2 separate regions of the Homo sapiens genome follow, and region 2 is linked to region 1. A link is a contact called in ENCODE POLR2A ChIA-PET data. All regions are on one chromosome and are shown on one strand. Each heading gives the region's core, a stretch centred on a gene start or an enhancer-like site at or near the end of the contact. The rest is flanking DNA. Distances are from core to core; before and after follow the strand shown. Region 1 has its middle 26 kb from the start of LINC01354. Region 2 overlaps B3GALNT2 (beta-1,3-N-acetylgalactosaminyltransferase 2).

The links. ChIA-PET counts read pairs that join two places held with the same protein, here RNA polymerase II (POLR2A).
Region 2: POLR2A ChIA-PET joins it to region 1 with 15 read pairs in PC-9. The contact joins two enhancer-like sites. POLR2A ChIA-PET finds 5 or more read pairs at or near these places in 2 of 52 experiments (PC-9 and activated CD4-positive, alpha-beta T cell).

What each region holds. Positions count from the first base shown.
Region 1 is chr1:234,503,881-234,507,420 of GRCh38, forward strand. No RefSeq gene overlaps it. Among named protein-coding and RNA genes, the nearest start is that of LINC01354, 26 kb to the right of the region's middle. Within about 2 kb of position 1,916, at least 3 of the 41 ENCODE cell types and tissues checked have a DNase peak (open chromatin) inside an H3K27ac peak, as active enhancers do; they include PC-9, where a contact is called at or near this core.
Region 2 is chr1:235,467,574-235,471,421 of GRCh38, forward strand. B3GALNT2 (beta-1,3-N-acetylgalactosaminyltransferase 2) reads right to left here. Exons shown (of 12, transcript NM_152490.5): 6 at 3,277-3,387. Among named protein-coding and RNA genes, the nearest start is that of B3GALNT2, 35 kb to the right of the region's middle. Within about 2 kb of position 1,563, at least 4 of the 41 ENCODE cell types and tissues checked have a DNase peak (open chromatin) inside an H3K27ac peak, as active enhancers do; they include PC-9, where a contact is called at or near this core.

The DNA of each region.
Region 1 (3,540 bases), core at 666-3,165:
TCATCTTTTGGAATTATCCAAAGACGTATAACAGAGGACAGGAGAAAACAAATGTCACCCACTCATTTAAACACACAAATACACATTTATAATGGCCACCACACACTGAAAATTTACTAGATGAGTGACACTCCACTGTGCCCATTTAATAATGGGATCAATGAACAACTGAATAAACCGATTGCTGTATTTTGATTGCTAGCTCCTCTTTTTTCCTCACTCCTTGTTCCCATTGTCCTTTTAGCTTCTTTATGCTCTGTTTTAGCAAGCTCATCAAAGATTTAAACATCTGCTTTTTGTCAAAACATCTCAAATTTATATTATTTTCTGTGACCTTTCTCCTGTGCCTATAAGATATCTTTACCTATCTGATATGGGTTGGCTGTGTCCCCATGCAAATCTCATCTTAAATTGTAGCTCCCATAATTCCCATGTGTCGTGGGAAGGACCCAGTGGGAGGTAATTGAATCATGGGGGTAGGTCTTTCCGTGCTATTCTTGTGACAGTGAATAAGTCTCATGAGATCTGATGGTTTTATAAATGGGAGTTCCCCTACACAAGCTCTCTCTTGCCTGCTGCCATGTAAGATGTGACTGCTCCTCCTTTGCTTTCTGCCATGGTTGTGAGGCCTCCTCAGCTGGGTGGAACTGAGTCCATTACCCCTTTTTCCTTTATAAATTACCCAGTCTCGGATATGTCTTTTATTAGCAGCATGAGAACAGACTAATACACTGTGAACCCCGAAAATTTGAGGTAGGTCTCGGTTAATTTGGAAAGTTTATTTTGCCAAGGTGAGGACATGCCCGTGACACGGCCTCAGGAAGTCCTGATGACATGTGCCCAAGGTGATCAGGGCACAGCTTGGTTTTATACATTTAGGGAGACATGAGACATCAATCAATATATGTAAGAAGTACATTGGTTTAGTCTGGAAAGGTGGGACAACTTGAAGCAAAGGCAGGAAGACTCAAAGTGGGAGGGAGCTGCCAGGTCACAGACAGGTGATCCATTCTTTTGAGTTTCTGATTAGCCTTTCCAAAGGAGGGAAATCAGATATGCATCTATCTCAGTGAGCAGAGGAGTGACTGTGAATAGAATGGGAGGCAGGTTCGTCCTAAGCAGTTCTGGGCTTGAGTTTTCCTTAGTGATTTTGGGGGTCCAAGATGTCTTCCTTTCACCACACTATCCCAGCCATAACATGAGAGAGAACAGAGCAGAGAGAGAGAGAGAGCTAGTGTGAGCTCTGGCTAACCACTTACTGGCTCAGCCACCTGGGTAATTCGCTGCATCTTTTGGCCTCAGTTCTTTTTTCAGTTAGATTTCATTCTCTGGAACCACATGATGGGTTGCATTGTGTTTCCCAAGAAGAAATGCTGAAGTCCTAACCTCAGTACCTGTCAACATGACCTTATTTGGACATAGGGTCTTTGCAGATGTAGCCAAGTTAAGATGAGGTATGCTGGAGTAGAGAGGGCCCTTAATTCAATATGACTGGTGCACTTACTAAAGGAGGAGAGATGCCGAGACACAGACACAGGAGGGGGCAGGCCATGGGAAGACAGAGATTGAAGTGCTGCAGCTACAAGTCAAGGAGCACCTAGGGTTATCAGCATCACCAGAAGCTAAAAGAGGCAAGAAAGGACTCTCCCCTGCAGGTTTCAGAGGGAGTGGGTCCTGCTGACACCTCGATCTCAGATTTCTAGTCTCCAGAACTGTGAGACAATAAACTTGTGTTGTTTCAAGCCACCCAGTTTGTAGTGCTTTGTTCCTGGCACTCCTAGGAAATGAAGACAGTGCTATGGGGGAGGAGTTGAAGACCCTGGGCTTTGAAATCAGATGTGGATTTGAATGAAGTTTCAATCACATACCAGTTGATGATGATTTGGGCACATTTCTCACTAAGTCTCATTTCTTTCTTGAAACCTAAGTGGCCCATAAAAGGGAAATGATGAAACTAATCTTGTTAGAAGGGCTATTGCAAAATGAAATGAGACAAGGTGTGTATATTAGTTAGGAATGTTTTTATTGAAAGGAGAAATTCAACATGACTCAGTAAAAATGGGTCTTTGGTGTAAGAATTGTGGGATGTCTCAATCCAACTTGGCCCTAGATTCTAACATTGGCAGCTCTTCATTTTTCTTTCCTGCCCCCCTCTGAATATCTGAACACAAGCTTCTTCTTCCATTCCCCTCTCTCTCCCTTCCATTAAACCAGGTGCCTCTACTTTTCCATTCTTCCAAACTTTGCCTCCTACAGCTTTAGCCGCCTGGAAGAAACTAATTTGAACCTCCCTCTTCAATATATACTGCTTGGGTGATGGGTGCACCAAAATCTCACAAATCACCACTAAAGAACTTACTCATGGCCGGGCACAGTGGCTCACGCCTGTAATCCCAGCATTCTGGTAGGCTGAGGCGGGCGGATCACGAGGTCAGGAGATTAAGACCATCCTGGCCAACATGGTGAAACCCCGTCTCTACTAAAATACAAAAAACTAGCCGGGTGTGGTGGTGCACACCTGTAGTCCCAGCTACTCAGGAGGCTGAGGCGGGGGAATTGCTTGAACCTGGGAGGAGGAGGTTGCAGTGAGCTGAGATCGCGCAACTGCACTCCAGCTTGGCAACAGAGTGAGACTCCGTCTCAGAAAACAAATAAATGAACAAACAACAACAACAACAACAAAAAACCGCCTGTTCCCCAAAAACCTATGGAAATAAAACAATTCTTTTAAAATAATAATTTGAACCTCCCTCACCTTGCAAATCCAAAAGTCCAATGGGAGTGGGAGAGATGTAATGGTCCACTTGAAGTCAGATGTCCCACCCTCACCCCAACCAGCTATGCCCAGAGAAGAGGTTTGTATATTCCCAAACGCATTGCGAAAATTACAGGAGACAATATATAAAAATTACTTTGGAGAACTGTGACAAGTGTAGTGTCGTTATTTCCTATTTGATTTGTTATTATTATTTTTTGATAGAGTTTTGCTGTTTCGCCCAGGCTGGAGTGCAATGGTGCCATCTCAGCTCACTGCAACCTCTGCCTCCCAGGTTCAAGCGATTCTCCCACCTCGGCCTCCCGAGTAGCTGGGATTACAGGCTATTTTCTATTTTAATTCATCGCTCCATAATGGGGACTTTCCATCTTTCTGCCTCCTCTACTCCCTCAGCCCTGCCCTGCTGCCCTTCTTTCCACTCCACCCAAATCCTTCCTGGGCTTCAAGTCCTTACTCAAATCTTTCCAATCCACAGCCATAGAAGTCTTCTCTATTTGCAAATTCCTATTACCCTTAGAGTTGATTTCTCTCACAGTTAAGTCCTTAATTGTCTTCTAATTGGTCCTTGGCCTAGATCCTAAGTCACCAGAGGGCAGGAAGCATGTCTTCTTGTGCTCCTAGAGCCTTGTGCTGCTTCACATATTTCCAGGCACTAGGAGGTGCCCCTCTGCAGTGCTGGTCCTGTCCCACCCCCCCCCCGCCCCACCCCAAGGGTTCCTTGGAAGTTGTTGCCTGCAGGCTTCCTCCCCACTGACCTGGAACTC
Region 2 (3,848 bases), core at 313-2,812, 960 kb after region 1:
TCGGGGGTTCAAGCGATTCTCTTGCCTCAGCCTCTCAAGTAGCTGACAGTCGCCTGCCAGCACACCTGGCTAATTTTTGTATTTTTAGTAGAGACGGGGTTTCACCATGTTGGCCAGGCTGGTCTCGAACTCCTGACCTCAGGTGATCCGCCTGTCTCGGCCTCCTAAAGTGCTGGGATTACAGGTGTGAGCCACCGCGCCCGGCCTACTTATTTAGTTTTTTGAGATGGAGTTTCACTCTTGTCGCCCAGGCTGGAGTGCAATGGCGTGATCTTGGCTCACTGCAACCTCTGCCTCCCGGGTTCAAGTGATTCTCCTTTCTCAGCCTCTTGAGTAGCTGGGATTACGGGCATTAGCCATCACGCCTGGCTAATTTTTATATTTTTAGTAGAGACGGGGTTTCACCATGTTGGTCAGGCTGGTCTCGAACTCCTGACTTCAGGTGATCTGCCCAACTCAGCCTCCCAAAATGCTGGGATTACAGGCGTGAGCCACAGCACCCAGCCTATGCTTTATTTTTTATTGTATATTTCTATATTGTTTTGGCTTTAGAACTCAATAGTAATTTCTGTTTATTAACTTCTCTCTAAAAGGTCACAACTTGGCTTTTTGCCTTTAAAATTTTTCTGACATCACTTGCTGGCAAGGGAATAAAGCTTAGTGAAAACTCTCAGCTGTACGCATTTGTGATGAAAATCTTAATTTGTACCTGGGGTTTCTTAGCGTAGGCTTTAAAAAGTTACCTGGTTTTGTTTTTGTTTTTTTAGGTTAACTGTATGTTTAAGCTATCTTTAGCCCTCTATAATAATTTTTACTCCCAAAGGCAGATCATTTGAGTCTTTACATTTGAACCTAGTTCTCAACTCAGAAACCTACCTTTTTTTTTTTTTTTTTTTTTGCGACGGAGTCTCGCACTGTAGCCAGGCTGGAGTGCAGTGGCGCGATCTTGGCTCACTGCAACCTCCACCTCCTGGGTTCAAGCAATTCTCCTGCCTCAGCCTTCCGAGTAGCTGGGACTACAGGCACCCGCCACCACAGCCAGCTAATTTTTGTATTTTTAGTAGAGACGGGATTTCACCATGTTGGCCAGGCTGGTCTTGATCTCTTGACCTCGTGATCCTCCCACCTCAGCCTCCCGAAGTGCTGGGATTACAGGCGTGAGCCACCGCGCCCGGCCAATTTATTTCTTTTAGTGTAACCAATATTACAGAATTTTGGCATATGCTGGGTATTTTAAAGTTTCATAAATAGAAAAGGAGGCAAGATAATAAGGAAAGATATAATTCCATAAAACTTTCTATTTTCAGTAAAAAATTTTTCATAAGACTTAAAATGAACTTTAGTAAACAAGTGGTGTGTGTGTTTACTAAAGTAAACACCATCTTTATTGTCCTCCATTTACTTTATGAAATTTACCTGTCATAATAAATCCTAAATCCTAAACATGAATGAAATCCTAAACATGGCCTACAAATCTAAATGTATAACTACATATGAATCTATGGGTCTATTTGTTTAATGTCTTTCTTCCTCACTGGACTGTAAGTTCCACGGTGGGCCACTAGTATGTCTATTTTACCCTGCCATTGTTTCTGCCTTACCACAGGTATGCAGGAAATGTTTTTTGAATGAGTAATAACGTAGCATATATTCATTTCAACTCAGAAATTAATCCATGTAAATGAGGTTAATATTCATTCACTAAGCTTGTGAATTTAAATGCCAAGTACATTCCTAATCATTGGACAGGAGATCGAGGAGAATAAAAGATTGTCTATGATTCCACCGTACAGACCGTTTGTTTACTAAAGTTCATTTTAAGTCTTCATATACCTGCTTTATTGACCTATATTTACTTTGAGAAATTCACCTGTCAAACTGTTTTAAATTTAAAGCAAAGCCGAATGAGAAATATGAGAGTCAGAAATCCCAGAGTTGCTTCAGCAAAATAAATGAAAGTACTCAATCTTATTTTCTATTTTTTTTTGTTTTGTTTTGAGATGGAGTCTCGCTCTGTTGCCCAGGTTGGAGTGCAGTGGCATGATCCTGGCTCACTGCAACCTCCACCTCTGGGGTTCAAGCAATCCTCCCACCTCAGCCTCCCAAGTAGCTAGGATTACAGGCATGCACCACCAGGCCCAGCTAATTTTTTTTTTTTTTGGATTTTTAGTAGAGACGGGGTTTCACCATGTTGGCCAGGCTGGTCTTGACCTCCTGACCTCCAGTGGTCCACCCACCTTAGCCTCCCAAAGTGCTCGGATTACAGGCATAAGCCAGCACACCCCGCCTTATTTTCCAATATTTTTATCTATAGTAGTTTTTTTTGTTTGTTTGTTTGTTTTGAGACAGAGTCTCACTCTGCCACCCAGGCTGGAGTGCAGTGGTGTGATCTCAGCTCACTGGAACTTCTGCCTCCTAGGTTCAAGCAATTCTCATGCCTCAGCCACCTGAGTAGCTGGGATTCCAGGCATGCGCCACCATGCCTGGCTAAGTTTTTGTATTTTTAGTACAGATGGGGTCTTGCTATGTTGCCCAGGCTGGTGTTAAACTCCTGGCCTCAAGTGATCCACCTGCCTCAGCCTCCTAAAGTTCTGGGATTATTGGCATGAGCCACCGCACCTGGCTAATTATAGTATTTTAACTGAGGTTTTATTTTCAAGGTGAGATAGTAAATACTCTGAATACTACTGAGCAAGTATTCTTAAAGAATGCTAACTTAAAAATTACTGAGAAATAGGCCAGGTGCAGTGGCTCATGCCTGTAATACAGCACTTTGGGAAGCGTAGGTGGGCGGATCACTTGAGCCCAGAAGTTTGCAACCAGCCTAGGCAACATGGTGAAACCCCATCTCTACAAAAAACACAAAAAGTTAGCTGGGTGTAGTGGTGCGCACCTGTAGCCCCAGCTACATGGGAGGATTGTTTAAGCCAGGAGGTGGAGGCTGCAGTGAGCTGTGATCGTGCTAGTGCACCCCAGCCTGTGCAACAAAGTGAGACCCTCTCAAAAAAAAAAAAAAAAAGAGAAATAAAATATTGCATTTTAAAAATGCATCAATCTTAAAGCAAAACTGTAAACTCACTAATGCTGGAGTTACAGGATCATATTTGAGTTTTTGCCTTTACTATGAAGACAACAACATTTGCTACTATATATGTTGTAAAACACACAAGAATCATTGCTCCATGCTGCCTGGGCTCTAAGGTAAATTTTAGAACAATTTTATATATTAAAAAGAAGCTAAAATATGCAATTAAACCTTAAAAAAAAACGACTTACTGTAATGACTCTGAGAACTCCCCCTCCATCATTCACTGTCACTTTGTGGAGATTTCTTGACACAAGGCCGTGGAGGTCTTGGCTCTCCCACACGATTGTACCTTCAAAGCTCTTTTGTAGAAAGATGAATAGTGAGTCAATTTCCTTATTGCTGTCATTTAGGTTTTAAGTATGCTTTCAGGCAAGATTTTTAGAGAAAATTTTTCCCAAAACGTATCATTTAAAATTTTCACCCCATAACTCTGACATACCACTGTTAGCGTTTGGTGTGTATCCTTGACCGTTTTTTCCATGCACATATAAAAAACCAATTACAAAGAGTATATACACAATTTTGCATACTGCTGTTTGCCATTTCCCATTGTATCAAAAGCATTTCCTTATGTTGTTGCAGCTGTCACAGCCATTCTTCCTCATGTGTGTATAACATCCCAATGAGCAGATACACCCTGATTTACTCATTTTCCCCTACTATTAGACATTTGGTTGCTACTAAATGTCTACTAAAATATCTACTAAGTATCTACTAAAATAATGTAGGCATGTTTTGGTGTACATGTTTATTTACTCCT